Regions from separate parts of the Homo sapiens genome. Here region 2 is linked to region 1. Evidence: chromatin loops called from intact Hi-C (ENCODE). Cell type or tissue: gastrocnemius medialis. All regions are shown on one strand. Links, peaks and the distances in the headings refer to the core of each region. The heading gives the core; the rest is flanking DNA. Region 1 has its middle 140 kb from the start of WSPAR. Region 2 overlaps LOC105379182 (a long non-coding RNA gene).

The links. A loop is a pair of places that touch in the nucleus more often than their neighbours do. Peaks named below come from ENCODE experiments on the same cell type or tissue, not always from the same donor. Only the 100,000 strongest peaks of a DNase experiment are listed, where the experiment ranks them.
Region 2: it touches region 1 in a loop (3-fold over the local background); 3 of 110 quality-filtered maps call a loop at or near these places.

What each region holds. Positions count from the first base shown.
Region 1 is chr5:133,768,981-133,777,893 of GRCh38, forward strand. It overlaps a transcript of FSTL4 not described here. Among named protein-coding and RNA genes, the nearest start is that of WSPAR, 140 kb to the right of the region's middle. In gastrocnemius medialis, for the core only: no CTCF peak of the experiment used is centred there; no DNase peak of the experiment used is centred there; H3K27ac peaks cover 1,103 bases.
Region 2 is chr5:133,940,816-133,949,728 of GRCh38, forward strand. LOC105379182 (a long non-coding RNA gene) reads right to left here. Exons shown (of 5, transcript XR_948797.3): 3 at 6,094-6,141. Among named protein-coding and RNA genes, the nearest start is that of C5orf15, 23 kb to the right of the region's middle. In gastrocnemius medialis, for the core only: a CTCF peak has its summit at 3,636 (motif pointing left); no DNase peak of the experiment used is centred there.

The sequences.
Region 1 (8,913 bases), core at 236-8,235:
TTCTCCAAATAGGACACAGAGCCTGTTGCAAAGACATCAGTACATCTGAACTTCTGCTTGCTGGCTTTACCAGCAGCTTCTGGCTTCAAAGAAAGTTCTTTGGGCGATGTTTTCTAATTCCGGAAGAGAACCACATGTACCTAAATCTTCTTGATTCGCCCAGGTACACATCAAAAGACAGGATTTGAAATCATTTCTGGATTCCAGAGATCAATCCTGTCTTTACTGCTCACCCAAGCCCTGCTGAGCCAGAAAGCCATCATGCCTGCCACAGGAAAGGGGGATTGGTGATTCCAGTGGCTGGAAATGTGCCCAATAGCACACATTTTCCAGAATCATTTATAAGGAGAAGTGACAGTGCTTGGTCTCATCATGGCTCTGACACTGGTAAATCTCTGGGATTCTGTTTCCTCCTCGGTATACAATATTCAAAAAGATGTGGACCATATGACGCCAATGTCTCTTCCAGCTCTGACATGCTGGATATTTGACTTCCTGAACATGCCACTCTGTAGGGTCTGGTTACCCCTGCCCCACGTCCCATAAAGCTACTCTGGTCCATCAGTATCATCAGTGGCAAAGCTAGAGCAAAGGGGCCCCTAGCTCTGCCCAACACAGCCATCTACAAACCTTCTGTGGGGTTATAGATGGTAGCAAGGGTTCACCTTCATAAGTAAGTATTTCCATTTCCAGTCTTTAAAAAATTACATAAACTAATTCTTTTTAAAAAATCTTTATGTATTTAGGAGGTACAAGTACAGATTTTTTATATACATATATTGCATAGTGGTGACACCTGGTCTTTTAGTGTACCCATCACCTGAATAGTGAACATTGTACCCAATAGGAATTTTCCATCCCTCAATCCCCTCCCAACTTTCCCACCTTTTGTAGCCTTTGGTGTCTATTATTCCACTCTATACATCCATGGGTACCCATTGTTCAGCTCTCACTTATAAGTGAGAACATGTGGCATTTGATTTTCTGTTTGAGTTATTTCACTTAGGGTAATGGCCTCCAGTTCCATGTATGTTGCTGCAAAAGACATGATTTCATTCTTTTTGATGGCTGAGTAGTATTCCGTGGGGTGTGTGTGGGTGTGTTTGTGTGTGTGGGTGTGTGTGTGTATAACATTTTCTTTATCTAGTCCTCCATTAATGGACACTTAAGTTGATTCCATATCTTTCCTATTGTGAATAGTGTTACAATAAACATATGAGTGCAGGTATCATTTTAATATAATTATTTCTTTCCCTTTGGGTAGATACTCAGTTGCTGGATTGAAAGATAGTTCTATTTTTAGTTCTTTAAGAAATCTCCATATTATTTCCCATAAAGGTTGTACTAATTTACATTCCCACCAACAGTGTGTAAGTATACTCTTTTTTCCACATCCTTGCCAATATCTGTTGTTTTTTGACTTTTTAATAATAGCCATTCTGATGGTGTAAGATGGCGTCTCATTGTGGTTTTAATTTGCATTTCTCTGATGATTAGTGATGTTGAGCAGTGTTTTCATATGTTTGTTGGCTGCTTGTATGTCTTCTTTCAAAAAAGGTCTGCTCATGTCCTTTGCCCAATTTTTAATGGGGTTTTCTTGTTGAGTTGTTTGAGTGCCTTACAGATCCTAGATATTAGCCCTTTGTAAGATGCATAGTGTGCAAATATTGTTTCCCATTCTACAGGTTGTCTGTTTACTCTGTTGATTGTTTCTTCTGCTGTGCAGAAGTTTTTAGTTTAATTACATCTTCTTTATTTTTGGTTTTGTTATTCTTGTTGTTGTTTTGTTTGTTTGAGGACCTGGTCGTAAATTCTTTGCCTAGGCCAATGTCCAGAAGAGTTTTTCATAGGTTTTCTTCTAGGATTTTTACAGTTTCAACTTATGTTTAGGTCTTCAATCCATCTTGAGTTAATTTTTATATATGGTGAGAGGTATGCATCTAGTTTCCTTCTTCTGCATGACTATCCAATTTTCACAGCATCATTTATTGAATAGAATGTTCTTTCCCCAGTGTATATTTTTGTCAACTTTGTTGAAGATCAGTTGATTGTAAGAGGGTGGCTTTATTTCTAGGCTTTTTATTCTGTTCCATTGATCCATGTGTCTGTTTTTATAGCAGTGCCATGCTGTTTTGGTTACTACAGCCTTGTAATATAATTTGAAGTCAGACAATATGTTGCCTTCAGCTTTGTTCTTTTTGGTGAGGTTTTTTGATGATTCAGGCTCTTTTTTGATTCCATATGAATTTTGGTATTGTTTTTTCTGACTCTGAAAAACAACATTCATAATTTGATAGGGGTTGCATTGAGTCGGTGGATTGCTTTGGGCAGTATGGTCATTTTAACAATATTGATTCTTCTAATCCATGAGCATGGGATGCTTTATTTGTTTGAGTCTTGTACAATTTCTTTAATCAGTGTTTTGTAGTCCTCCTTATAGAGATCTTTCATTTCCTTGGTAAAGCATATTTCTAGGTTTTGTTTAGTTTTGTTGTTGTTGCTGTTGTAGCTATTGTAAATGGAATTGCTTTCTTGATTTGGTCCTCAGCTAGATTCTTATCAGTGTATAGAAACACTACTGATTTCTGTACATTAATTTTTTTGTATCCTGAAACTTTACTGAATTTATTTATCAAACCTAAGGATTTTTTTTTGTGGAGTCTTTAGGGTTTTCTAGATGTAACATCATATCATCAATGAACAGGGATAATTTGACTTCCTCTTTTCCAATCTGGATGCCTTTTATTTTTTTCTCCCGCCTGATTGCTCTGGTGAGGACTTCCTAAACTAATTCTTTAGAAATTAAAGATCTCTTTAATGTACATCAAGAGAGCAATAGCAGTTTGTGAAGATCAGATGAACCTGCAAACAAATCAGTTTTGTAATCAATTTGTAACTTAGCTGAACAAGTGCTAACTGCCATAGTGGGTTTGATCATTATACTGTTTTCAAATGTTCTTATTCTTAGTTATACATTATTTAATTTCTACTCACAATGGATCATTGGTTAGAGTCAGAAAGCATAGAAACACTGATGCTAACATACAATAAATTAATGAAGACTGCCAAAAAGGACAATAATTCTTCAAAATAACCCGGGATGATTTTTGCCAGGTAAGTAAGTTGCATCCATCTGATCAGAAATCACATATAATGCATCTAGATGTCTTTAGTACTGCAAAATTAAAATGTTTAAAGAAGAAAATATAGTGACAATTATATCCAATTTGGCTTTCCATTTGTTGGAAATAAAGATTGCTCATAGATGCCATATGTTATTTGTGGCAAAGTGTTTACAAAAAACAGCATGAGGCCATCTCTCTTATCTTGTCATTTAAAACATAATGCAAATGTTGTAAAAATAAACCATTTGTGTTTTTTAGTGCAAAATGCAAGAATCCAAAATACCAGGTCATGAAAGTAGTTTTTGTCCATTTGATGTTGAATCATGTAGTTAAATTTCAATCTGCATTTTAATATATATTCAGTCTCCAACTGTCTTAGTCCAGTTTGTGCTGCTATAATAAAATACCACCAACGGAGTAATTTATGATGAACAGAAATTTATTTGGCTCACAGCTCTGGAGGCTGGGAAGTTCAAGTTCAAGGGGCCATACCTAGAGAGAGCCTTTTTGCTGTGTCATTCCATGGAGGAAGGTAGAAAAGCAAGAGAACACATGTGCACGAGAGAGCCAGGGAGGGCCAAATTTACTTTTATAACAAATCCACTCCTGCAATAACAAACCCACTTCCAAGATAATGGTATTAGTCCATCATGAGGGCAGAATCCTCATGACCTAATCACCTCTTAAAGGTACTACTTCTCAACACTGTTGCATTGGGGATTAATTTCTAATAATGAACTCTGAGGGACACACACAAACCATAGCACCAACGAATGTCATAATTTCTTTGTTGGCAAAGCATGCTTTTCCTTACGTAACTAATTAAAAAGAAACTAAATTGACTAATGCCTGTAAAGCACTTAATATGGCACCTAATATATAAAAAGCACAAAATAAATGTTAACTATTATTATTATTATTAAATTATCAATTGTTAAATGGGAAAAAGTTTAATTTGTTCTAATACAGAATTAATATTACTAAATGCTATTTATGGGAAAAAATTATAACACAAACTTTAACAATATTGATCTCAAATTTTTAATTACAATTTTACCTTCATTATATACCATTCAAGAATGACTAAGTGATTTTTAAAAATTCTTATGGGGACTGGAAGATTAAAGTACTACAAAATAAGTTCATATGACCAAAAAAAAAAAAAAAGTTGAGAAAGAGCAATGACCCTGCTCAGCCACTGTCTTGATTTGTCCTCGATATTTCTTTCTGCTTTTCTCTAAGAAGAATGCTCTGCTCTGTGCCTGGGGAGACTGACCTGTATAGATTGCAAATATGGGTTTCCTTCACCTCTGGCTTCTAGTTCAGCCAACAGGAGGCACCAGGTGATTAGAGGGTAGACAGAGAGAGAAGACAGAGTATTTATTCCCTTACCTACTCTCCTTCTAGGCAGCAATTTAACAGGAGCCACATTTCTCTACCTAAGACTACAACAACGTGATAGACCTCTCTCCCTTGCGTACAGCTTTCTTTGGGTCCCAGTAACAGCTTCTTTCCTTTCCTCTTTCAGTTTAGAGAAGGTATCAGCTTACTGTTCTTACTAGTTCCTGCGTGCTTCATCTTCTTTTTGTTTGTTCCCTTCATCCTGCTCATGCCTTTATAAATAGTACTTGCATTAACCTCTCTTTAATTACTCTTTTGAGTGTGTCACTTTTCTCCTGACTTTTAAAATAATTGGTATTGGAACTGGCCCCAGGAAGCAGGCCTTAAAAATAGAATTTGAAGATTGGGTTACTCACCCATTTGTAGAGAGCAAGAACAAGCTTCTAAGGGTAGACGGGATAGTGATCATCTGTAGCATTACGATTAAAATTATCACTGGTCATGGCATATGATGGAGTGCAGGTGGAAGAAAAAGAAGTGTTGAGACCTGAAGTGGCTCTGGCACTTTGTCACTATAAGAGCAATGGTGATTATGAAAACCCTGGGATACGCTAACCGCTTCTGACTGCTCTAGAGAGAACACACACAGAGAAGGACAAAATGAAAACAGTGAATTCCTGAATAAAAGAATAGTTGGAAATCAGGAAGACTTTCTTGGCAGTTTTGAAGGAGTTTCTCATCATCTGTAGTTGCAGAACAGATACGGCTGAAGATCAAGCATAAAGCCTAAGTATGAGGATTACAGAGTTGTGGTACCAGTGAATATGCCTCTTTGCCAGGGCTCTTAGGCTAAGGTAGCGATTCTCAATCAGAAGTGATTTGCTTGTCAGGGAACATTTGGCAATGTCTGAAGACATTTTGGGTTGCCACAACTGTAGAGGGTACTACTGGTATCTAGTGGGTAGAGGCTAAAGATGCTGTAAACGTCCTAGAATACACAGGATAGCCCCCCATAACAATTATTTAGCCCCAAAAGTTAGTAGTGCTGAAGTTAAGAAACATTGTGCTAAGGTCATGTCACTGATAAGCAAAATCTAAGACACTGATACATGGGATAGGGACACTTACGTAGTTGAGAACATTGAATCCCTAAATCCTCTTAAAATTTGTTTGCTGGTTGAAACATACTCTTATCTTATAATAAAAGCCATTTGCTTTCACATGGCCGGGATGGCAGTATACCTTTGCCATCTTATCTACTTATAGATAAAGCTATTATCTACCCTCTTATTCTCTGTCATAGTATAGCCTTAATTGTTTTGCTATCTCATAGAAAATCACGGTAGTCTGTTACATTGATATTATTAGGCTAATTGTACCTTTTGAGCAGGACTAAGAACCATACATATTTTAGCAAGACATGCATGCCAGAAAATGGATGATAAATCTTGCACAAATTCAAAGACTTGACACATAAGTGAAGTTTCTAAGAATGCAATAGTCTAGAATGTATAGGTATATTTCTTCTAAAATGACAAAAAAAAAATGTTGCTTTTCCTTCCACCATTCACTACAAAGAAAAGCACAACTTGATTGAGCCTCTTGGAATTGCAGAGGAAACATATACCTTGCAGTTACCTCTTGCCAAATAATGGGTAAATCTCCTAGTTTGTGAGAGGTCTTGATCAAGACAAGTTTCTATAGAAGGTCCTGGCAATAAACTTCTCTATTATTTGGTGATCCAGTATATCCAGTTGTACTAGAAATATCTGTGGCAGACAGAGATGTTATACAGAGCATCTAACAAGCCTGAATAGGGAAATTACAGCATAAATCCCATGGTTTTAAAGTAAGAATTCTGCCAATAATTGTTCTCCATCTGTAAAGCAGCTTCTGCCTTCCCAGTAAGCCCTGGCAAAGACCAAACACCAGATCATGGGACACCAATCTAGTGGGTAGAGGCTAGAGATGCTGTAAACACACTAGAATTCACAGGATAGCCCTCTATAACAATTATTCAGCCCCGAAAGTCAGTAGTGCTGAAGTTGAGAAACACTGTGCTAAGGTAATGGTATTGACGACAAAAACCACCGATTACAGTGTTATGTGATTCACTGAATCATAAAATTGGAAGTACATAGCGGAACTCCATTTTCAAATGGAAATGATATTTATAAGATCAAGCCTGAGCAGGCCCAGAAGGTGGAAGAGTAGATTGTACAACAGGTGACTTAGACTCCTGTGGTACCTGCTCCTACTGATTCACCACTTCTGTCTTGACCCACACCTCATAGGGAACTTCCTATTATCAACAGGAGAAGAAAGCATGGCCTGGTTTACTGACATTTTGCACAGTGTGATGAAATGAGTCAGAATAGACAATATATTACAATCCCACTCAAGGGTGACTCTAAAAGACGATGGTGAAGGGAAATGCTCCCAGTGGGCAGAATCAATGTTAATTGTTTATTTTGTTCTCCCATTTTCCCCACTACCTTATATGAAGGACACAAGTAGAAGCTAATATTTTAAGCTGATTCCTAGGAATTGACATCATCCCAATAAGACCCAGTAGCTGATGAGACTCTGTGTTCCACTATGTTGGGGCCATGCTTTTTCCCTGACAAGAGAGTAGAGCAGGGGCTGAACATGCTGGAGAGTCCCTATTTGCTCTCCAGGTCTATGCTCCACCCATCTCTACCCTGCTCTGTGCTCTGGGTGGCAGCCTACAGAGACTATATCACCCAAGTTCCCTTGTCCTCTGGCTTTGTGGTTTAGTTTGTCAATGGGAGGTACCAGCAGCCAGAGGAAAAAGAGATTGGGGTGTTTATGTCCCAAGCTGCCTTTATGCCAAATCTTAGTTTACAATAATAGCTTAAGGCCACAGATTCTGTTTGGCAGCCTCTCTCTTATGGCTACAGCTCTCCTTGAGTTCCAGTAACATCTCCTTCTCCTTTCCCCTTCAGTCCTAAAGGTAGTAATGGTTTGCCCATGTTGCTAGTCCCAGGGTACAACAATCATCTCTTGCTGGTTCCCTTAATCCTGCCCACAGTATTCTAAATAGCCCCTTCTTTAACCTCCCTTAAATTGCTCTTTTGGGTTTTCTATCTTTTTTCCTGGTAAGATCCTAACTGAAGCAAATACCTTTATTTCTCAGAGCAGAGAACTGAGGCCTAGAGGAAGGATAGGTACAGCTTCTCCTTGACTGCCCATGAGAGGCACTCTGGGGACCTGATCACACCGAGTACTTACCTCCAGAAACCTCCTTTTCTGTATTCAGATAACAAAATGGTTTGCAGGCTGGTGAAAAAGGTTTTCCATAGAGGGAAACAGAGTTAGCACCAAGGTAGGTCTCTAACCCAGGGCTCTAGGGCCCCAGCTCTGAATGCTTCCAGGCCATCTATTGTCAATGATTTCACAGAGGAGGCCTGTATGTCCGAAAGGTCCCACTGACTTGGCTTACCCACCTCTGGCTTGAATGTATGGCCTACCCCTTTGTGCCTAAATGACCCTCAGGAGGGCCATGGAGAGCCCACCCCTAAGATAGTACCTCAGCTTCCCATCACTCATTCATTCACACACACGTGCACATGAACTCACTCCCCACCATGTACCAGGCACTGCACCAAGCATAGAAATAATGATTTTATTTGGCTCACAAGACAGGTGGAAGAGTTCCTAGGCAAATAGATATCACTTTTAAAATGAGAAGGAAAAATAGGAAATAGTTAAACATTCACAATGGAAAATTACACAGCTATTAAAGATATGTATATATATATACAATAGAGAGTTTAAAACAGCATAGAAAGTTTTTATGACAAAATGTTTAGAGGAAAAGTAGAATACAAAATGTTATACAGTATGCTTATGTAAAATGCATAAGGAAAAAATGGACTGGAAGGAAATGCACCAAAATGCTAATAGTGGGACGTAGCGTGACATTTCTCTGTATTTAACAACTTTCTTATAACAGATATCAATTAACTTATGTCTTGTTATGACCTTCTTAATTACACAAGTAGTTTTGAAAACTATTTTTTAGATATTCAAACTGTAGTTATGAAACAAAATCCCAGTTGAGAATGCCACTTCTAATCCCAGTCTCCTCCCAAGACAATCACTGTTTTCAGTTTGATTTGTCTGGTTTCTTATGTACAGAGAGAAACAAAGTTAATATTTATGGGAGGTTTTCAACATAAGTGGAACATTACACAAATTATTCTGCAACCTCACTTTTTTCACTTAATAATAAAGCTTGGGGATCTTTTCACAGATACTGTATACATATCTAGCTAAGGGTTTGAAGCATTAATAGTAGATCCTAATATGGCTATTCCACCACTTATTTAATATTCAGGCCATGAAGGTTGTTTCCATTTTGTCATTATTAAAAACAAATTGCAATGAACAGTCACATAGATGTCTATTTGCACATATGTAGGAC
Region 2 (8,913 bases), core at 528-8,527, 170 kb after region 1:
AGAGACTAAGGAAGTATCACAAGAGTGAGTCCATGGGCCCAGTGTGAGATGAAGTTTGGTCAAAACTCCATTTATCAGCTCACCACCATAAACCTTTCCTTTGACTAGTAGACCAAGGGGGTAGTTTGAGTTCCCAGGAATTAGCAAAAATTAAAATCTAGTGTCTAGCGGCCCCTAAAAGGACTGCCTGTTTCCTCATTCCTCAGATCCAGTGTCTGCAGATCCCAGTGGTCAAGGCTTAGGAGTAGTTTTGCAGTATATATATGGATGTATTTGTGGCATTTTGCAGATTTCTTTCTCAAGAAGGCCAAGAACCGTGTTGATCACGTGGTTCCAGGACGTGAACCGGCTTAGGTCTGGGAAAGTGAAGGGGGGACCATGACTGCATTGTGGGGGCCGAAGTTGGCTTCTGGCCACAGATCGTGCTTGTCAGGATGGTTCAGTGTGCTGTCCACCCACTTCAATCCTAGAGGCTCCAGATAAAGCAGCTACCACCAAAGTGCCCCTCCATCAAGACATTCTGATTCCCACACTGGGTATGTGTGCAGTGGGAAAAGGAGGAGGGCAGGAACGGTATTATTTGACTGTTACCGGTGTCACCCAGCATTGCCTTTTTTTGCTCACAACTAACATTTAAGGCGGGTTTTCTCTGGCCTGAACTCTCCCCTCATGGGTGCTTTGTGGATTCTTTGGGAACCCCAAATGGAACACTTGGCTGCAGGTTCCTCTGTGTGGCTGCTGCTTTCCTCCCTCAATCTCCAGGAATTTGGGGGTCCATCTGTCTTCAGGGTCACCTTTCCCTTCTGGGCAGGTTTATGAGGCCAGCCCTTTGCCCCACGTGGCCCATATCTGTAAGAAACACTTACTTATGCATCAGTGGTCTTACTACTGGTAGAAGCACAGTTGGCTCCAAATGTGCCTCACACCTCTCTCTCTCTCGCTCTGTGTGTGTGTGTGTGTGTGTGTGTGTGTGTGTCTCTGTACCCCCTACCCTGTCTCTTCCCTTCCTCTCCTCCCCTTTCTTCTCTTCCCATCTACCCCCTCTGTCTCATGTTTAGAGTCTTCAGGTGAATCTCGGAAAACACGGCCTGTAACCCTGACACTTTGGGAGGCTGAGGCGGGCAGATCGCTTGAGCTCAGGAGTTCAAGCCTAGCCTGGGCAACATAGCGAAACCTTATCTCTACTAAAGGGGGCTGAGGCAGGAGGATCACTTGAGCCCAGGAGGTCAAGGCTACAGTGAGCAGTTATCACACCACTACACTCCAGCCTGGGTGATAGAATGAGACAGTATCTCAAAAAAAAAAAAAAAAAAAGAAAGAAAGAAAGAAAAAGAAAAAAGAAAAGTGGCCAGGCGCAGTGGCTCACACCTGTAATCCCAGCACTTTGGGAGACCAAGGCAGGTGGATCACCTGAGGTCAGGAGTTTGAGACCAGCCTGACCAACATGGTGAAACCCCGTCTCTACAAAAAATACAAAATTAGCCAGTTATGCTGGTAATCCCAGCAACCTGGGAGGCTGAGGCAGGAGAACTGCTTGAACCCAGGAGGTGGAGGTTGCAGTGAGCCGAGATCATACCATTGCACTCCAACCTGAGCAACAAGAGCAAAACTCCATCTCAAAAAAAAAGTTATATTATTTTATATATACTATATTCTATATAGCATCTACCTCATAGGGCTCTTGTGATAATTAAATTGAACAACCCTGGTGAAGAACCTAGTTAAAGTGCTCAAGAAATGGCAGGTATTATTAGTATTCCTATTAATATTATAAACCAGAGCACACAATGGCCCCAGCTGATCTACCAGGTCAGGAATCAGGGAACATTTCCTCCTCAGCTGCATCTCAGGCAGTGAAAGGCAAATCTCTCCAGAGGAGAGGCCCACAGATGCATCTGTGCTTTCCCACCACCATCGCGTGCCCGCCTGCACACAGGCAAGCAGCTTTTTGAGCTTTGGAACTTTACAGGGAGGACTGGATTTGGGATGAGGCCTGGGGTCGGGGAGCAAGAGGCCTGGAGCAGGGGCATTGGCCTCCAGCACACAGACATTTTCCAGTTTGCAAAGTTTCCAGCCTAGCAGAAGGAGGGTGGTTGGGGTTGGGGTTGGGGTTGGGGGAGTTGGCAGTCTGAGATGGATTAACATTTTCCTTCCTCGGGGCCTAGAGTAGTGGAGGAATTTGGAGAAGCCGCGAAGATAACTCAGGGCTGCTTTGAACATTTGAACCAAGGGCACTTCTGAAGCCAAGGGGTTGGGCGGCAGCATTGATTTTTAAGTTCATCACAGCTACAGCCTCAGATGTGGACTGTGCTGAGGGACCCAGGATCTGAACTCCTCACGGAGGCTGGTAGAAGAAATCTCCCAGGCTGTCTTTGCTGGGGACCATAACCAAAACTCTCTCCCCAAGATTTAAAAAAAAAAAATTCAGCCCTCAGAGTCCCAAGCAGGCCCTGGGGCTGTCACGAATTTCTGTGTAGTCCTTTCTGTGAAGTTCTTGGCTCTTCCCCAAGCCATGAAACCACTCCCAGAACTGGGTCAACAGAAATCATCCAGAGCAGAGAGCCAGCCACTACCTTACCTACTCAGGAGGCTCTGCAGAGGGCCAGGGCAGTCGGAGCCCTGTCCCACCAACAGTCTTGCTGTGGGACAACCATGTCCCACCAGCAGTCTTGCTCCCTTCTCCTTCGGCATTATACCCAGGGTGTGACTGGCTCCCAGCCTATGGGAAAGATGGAACTTTTTCACGGGTTTCTGGCTGAGAAGCTGCAGACATCCGAGGGACGTGCCTTCTGAGCCAGCTGCCCCAAATGGCCAAGCAGTCTCTCAACAGCAGTGCCCATTAGCTAATGCATATAACACATCTGGGGATGGGTGCACCCCATCTGTACTTCCCACCAAATGGCTCTCAGGTTGAGGAACCGTCTGTGTATCTCTAAGGAGGCATGTTGCCAAGGACCCTACCGTGGTACCAGCATTGTCCACTGAGGCCGAAGCCATTTCTCCAAGTTCATGCCTGCCCTTTGCCCTTGGAGGAGTCAGTGGAGCTGGGGACTGAACAACAAAGGACTTCAGGTTGGGACTAATGGACCTGCAGGTGCCCTGAGATTGGGGGAGTTATGACAATCGTACTTTCTTTTCTTCTTAATTTATTTTTATTTTATTTATTTTTATTTATTTATTTATTTATTTATTTTTTGAGACGGAGTCTTGCACTGTCGCCCAGGCTAGAGTGCAGTGGTATGATCTCAGCTCACTGCAACCTCTGCCTCCCAGGTTCAACCAATTCTCCTGCCTTAGCCTCCCAAGTAGCTGGGATTACAGGCATGCTCCACCACACCTGGCTAATTTTTGTATTTTTAGTAGAGACAGGATTTCACCATGTTGGTCAGGCTGGTCTCGAACTCCTGACCTCAGGTGATCCACCCACCTCAGCCTCCCAAAGTGCTGAGATTACAGGCGTGAGCCACCGCGCCTGGCCGATAATCATGCTTTCTTTTGCCCTCACTGTCGGAGATTTGGACTTACTGCCAGAAGCATCCTTCCAGCATCCAGCAGAAACTCGAAGATGCTTTTTCCTGAGAACCCAGGTAAAGAAGGAGGTCCCCTTTATGGTGTAGTCACACTACCCCCTGCTGGACAGAAGGCAGCATGGCGATGAGGGCCTGCAGTGCCCAGCATCCATGGATATTTGCCAAGTGTCGTGGGCAAGGTATTAGACACACAGTAAGCACTCAGTAACAGTCACTTATTGTTATCGTTTAGTTGCTGTTGTTGTCATAGAGTGAGGACCACCACAGAAGATCAGAGAAAGAAGTTACTGTGAGGCAGAGGGTCGCTATCGCCTTCTGGGCTCTGCCTCTGGCTGTCTATCCCAGGGGAGATGTACGCAGAGCTCTTGAGGGGAAGAAGCTGCTTATGGGCCATCATCACCTACAAGGGCACCTCCCACTTCCACAGACGGGCTCCGATCACCTGGGCCCCAAACGCCCTTGAACTAGCCTCTGTGTTGCCAAGTTCTTTCTGCCCGTGTTCCCTGAGCAGACCCTCTGCAACCTCAGCTGGTCCCCGCACTGCAAACATTTGCTGATCTATTCAGCTCAATTTAAGCTGCAGCAGACCGAAACCTCAAGTGAGCTAACATGACCTTGCTGTTTTCATTTTCATCGAGATAAGAAAATGCCAAGATAAGTAATTGTCAGAGTTAATAATTTAAAAATGCAATAGACCTTGTAATTAAAAATAAGCTGAAGGAGGCCACAAAGTGATTGTAATAATGTTTCAAGGGCCAATCACACAAAACCCTCCTCTGGCTGTGCCAGGAGAGCTGGAAGGAAAGAATCAAACTCTTGGAGGCTCTGAGCAGTTTATGTACCAGGAAAATCCTTTTCTTAAAATCTGGTCCATCAGAAAGCTTTGGATACATTTATCCAATACTGGCCACACCTTCATGAATTTTCCCTACTTATTCATGTATCTTTTCGTTTGTTTGTTTGTTTGAGACAGAGTCACACTCCGTCACCCAGGCTGGAGTGCAGTGGCCCGATCTCTGCTCACTGCAACCTCCGCCTCCCGGGTTAAAGCGATTCTCCAGCCTCAGCTTCCCAAGTAGCTGGGATTATAGGCACCCACCACCGCACCTGACTAATTTTTTGTATTTTTAGTAGAGATGGGGTTTCACCATGTTGGCCAGGCTGGTCTTGAACTCCTGACCTCAGGCGATCCACCCGCCTCAGCTTCTCAAAGTGCTGGGGTAACAGGCGTGAGCCACAGTGCCCGGCTATTCATGTATCTTTTATCAGAAGTAATTATGGACTCCCTTTCTCCCTGGCCTAACTGGAATCTGTGGACTCTGTGGCATGCTATGTTTTCTGGTTGGAATGGGATTACTGAGTCAGGAAGCTATACCCTTCTGGTACATTCCCAAAGAATCTAACACATCACTTTGAAGCCTCAGTCCCCTCCCTCTCTGGTGAGCCTTGGCGTGTTATCAAATGGTTTCCTTGTTTCATGCAGAAGGGCTGATGAGGAAAACACTGTGCCCTTCATTGATTGGCATTCATACTTGCTCTACTGAGAGAGCAAAGAGGCCTTATACCATCACCCAGGAAGGTTGCAGCTCCCATTTCTGATGGCCACTCAGTTGGTAGCAGATCAGGCTTCCCTCTGCCTTCTTAGCTTCCAGGGCAGGATACAGCTTCCCAACTCAGTAATCCCTTTCCAACTGAAAACTTAGAATGCCACAGCATTCACAGATTTCCACTTAGAGAACCTCCTCTACAGTGTATTTTCCAGACCCAATTGTTTTATTTTTAAATCCACAAACTTTTATTATTTCATTGTAACTAATTCTGACCATCATATCATAGACTTTTCCTCCCTTAAAACACACACACACACACACACACACACACACACACACACACACACACCTGGGTTTCCTCAAAAATCTAAGCCTGTCCATGGAAGGAACATCATCATCCTGCCAGTGACAATGGATACAAGGCAGAAAAGGACTCTGCAAGCTGGTGGGAGGGCAGAGAGAGGGGATGGTGGAATCAGGACAAGATATGGTCAAGGGTGTGTCCAGGCACACCATCCTACCTGGCCTCAAGGTATTATCCACCAATGTGGTCAAGCGAACCCCAAAAAACCAGACCCAGTAACCAAGGTAGCTCTGCCTGCTTCCCTTGTTCATGACCTTAGGCCCCAAAGCCAGAGGGCTCACAAGAACATGACCAAGAAAGGAAGTCAGAGGTATATTTATAAAACTAACAAAAGGAAGCCCAGAAATCATCTTTGGAAACCTAGGAAGTCTCTGGAATCTTAGAACCTGCAGAGACCTCCCCTTCAACAGAAACGGAATTTTCAGAGAAAACATCAAGACTTTAGGGAGGTAGATTCACTTATCCAAAGAACATACAGACCCCATAAATGTTCACCCTGGCCAACAGTCTCCCTGCTCAGGGCACCTGAAACAGAACTACCACATTTCTACCCATCACAAACCCAACCACAGACTATGGGTGCCAGAAGGGCAAGAAGGGAGGGTCCAGCCCCTAGAGTAACCCAGTGATGGATCCCAAAGGGCCATACCTGATCCTATAATGTGAAATTGGTGTCCTCAAGCTCAGACATCTGTTTCTGGGAGAGAAGAGGAAAAGGAGAGGATCAGAAGGAGTCCTCAGGCTTCCAAAAAGGATAGAAGTGTGTTCTTATCTTCCACTATGGAAATACAATTGGGTCTGGGTTCTTGAGAGCCTGTGGATGGGTTAGGCAAGGCCAGGGGTCCCCCTCCAAGCAATGCTCCTGAGCTCCAAAATGAAATCTCTGGGTTCCTTTCCAAAATATGAACTTGATTTGTATGTTCTTTTCTTCAAACGTGGAAAAGATGAGCTCACTGCAATATTTTTTCTCAATTTTCTTTGGAACCAAGATTTGACCCCAGGAGCCAATCCAAGCATCATGTGTTTGGTGAACCTTTCCCTTGCCCTGTATCCCCAAAACTCAGCACAGGGCCTGGCTCAGTACAGGCAATCACTAGATGTCTATTGAATGAATGAGTTGCTTGTGGGCTCCTAGAGCAGAGTGAGACACCAAGCTTCACATTCTTTATAGGCATAGCATATCTCAGGGTAACTTTCCTGTGCTGGTGTTTCATTTGGCCATGCCTCCTTCCTAATGGGCTGAAAGACATGCCTTGTGTGTCTCCCGCTGTTGGAACAGTGTTTACTACATGGCTTTCTGCCTACAGGCCCAAGGCCAACAATCTAGCCCATGAGTTAATGACTTTCAGCAGCAAAGAAGCCCAGTAGACCTTTGAAACGGTCTACTACTCTCAACCAGGCAGCAGGGCAACCTTAACTTTTTCACTGTAAAAGGGCAGACTAATATAGGCAGAACTGGATTTGTAATAAGAAATGAACACACTCTATCTGGTGGTAACGGTAAGATGAATCATTTCCAGGATCCGAGAAAATCTTACGCCAGTGTTTATGTAGTAGAAGCTCCTTCATTTGGAGTCTGCTAAAGGCAGGGGGTTGCAAGACATTACAGCTATGCACTTACAGAGCCTAACAAGTAGTTGCCATACTGCTCATAGAGACCTGACAAAGGGTCAGAGAAAGTGGCTAGCTCTGCCTGGCGTCTGTCTCAACATCTTTGCCAACACATGCTTCACTTCATCAAGAAAGAAAGAGGGAAACTTCTGCTTCCAGCTATGATGGAGTAGTTGGTACCAGTCTAGCCCTCCCACCACGTGTTAGTTTGCTATTGCTATAAAGGAATACCTGAGGCTGGGTAATTTATAAAGAAAAGAGTTTTACTTTGGCTTATGGTTCTGCAGGCTGAACACGAAGCATGGTGCCAGCATCTGCTTCTGGTAAGGGCCTCCGGATGCTTATAATCATGGCAGAAAGCAAGTGGGGAGCAGGTGCATCACATGACAAGAGAGGGAACAAGGGTGGGAGGAGGTGCCAGGCTCCTTTAAACAACCAGCTCTTGCATGAACTAACAGAGCAAGAATGCGTTCATTACCATGGGGAGGGCATCAAGCCATTCATGAGGGACCTGCCTCCAAGACCCAAACATCTCCCACCAGGCCCCATCTCCAACACTGAGGATCACATTTCAACATTAGATTTGGAGAGTCAAACTATATCAGGCCAGGCACAGGGGCTCACGCCTGTAATCTCAGCACTTTGGGAGGCCAAGGTCGGGGGATCACTTGAGGTCAGGAGTTCAAGATCAGCCAAGGCAACATGGCGAAACGCTGTCTCTACTAAAAATACAAAAATTAGATGGGCAGTAGTGGTGTGCCCCTGTAATCCCAGCTACTCTGGAGGCTGAGGCAAGAGAATCACTTGAGCCTAGGAGGCAGAGATTGCGGTGAGCCGAGATCACGCCACTGCACTTCAGCCTGGGTGACAGAGGGAGACTCCATCTCAAAAAAAAAGAAAGAAGTTATCATTGATAGAACCTGGGTAAAGTGTACATAGGACCCCTGTATTATTTCTTCCAACTGCATGTGAATCTACAGTTTATCTCAAAGTAAAAAGGTTATATATACTCATAATATTTTATATGTTAATTATTAAATATTAAAATATATGATTAATATATTAAAATGTTTATAATATTAAATTCATATATAGCTAGATCAATATCTGGAAACACCACCAACATCCATTAACAGGAGAATGGATAAACAAATTTTGGTTTATTCACTCAATGAATACTACTCAGTGTTATTGATGAATCTCAGCAATAAAAAGGAATGACTATTGATAATTCAACAATATAGATGAATCTAAAAATTAAAAGCAAAAATATTATATAGACCAAAAGAAGCTAGACAGAAAAGAACATACACTTTTGATTCTATCTATCTGAAATTCTAGAACAGGCAGAACTAATCTATTGTGATAGAAATCAGAAAGTAGTTACCTCTGGAAGATGGGTGAAGAATTGCCTAGAAAATGGCACTAGGGAATTTTCTGGAGTGATGGAAATATCTTTTATCTTGTTTGGGGGTGGCAGTTACAAAGATATATACAGTTGTCAAAACTGATTAAATGTTTAAAATCTATGAATTTATGTATGTAAAGTATACCTCAATAAAACAGAGCTGTAATTTCCTCAAAAAAAAATAACTGTTCATGAAAAGATACCATTCTGAAAGTGACAAGGCAAGTCACAGCATACAAGTGGCTGTTTATCGCATATAGAACTAATGAGGGCTTATATCCGGAACAGAGAACTCACACAAATAAGAAAAAGACAAACACCCCAATGGAAAAATAAGCAAGTGACTTAAACAAGCACATCACAAAAGAAGATATGCAAATGTCCAATCAACACATGAAAAATTATCAATATGATTAGTCATCAGGGAAAGACAAAGTCAAACCACAAGGA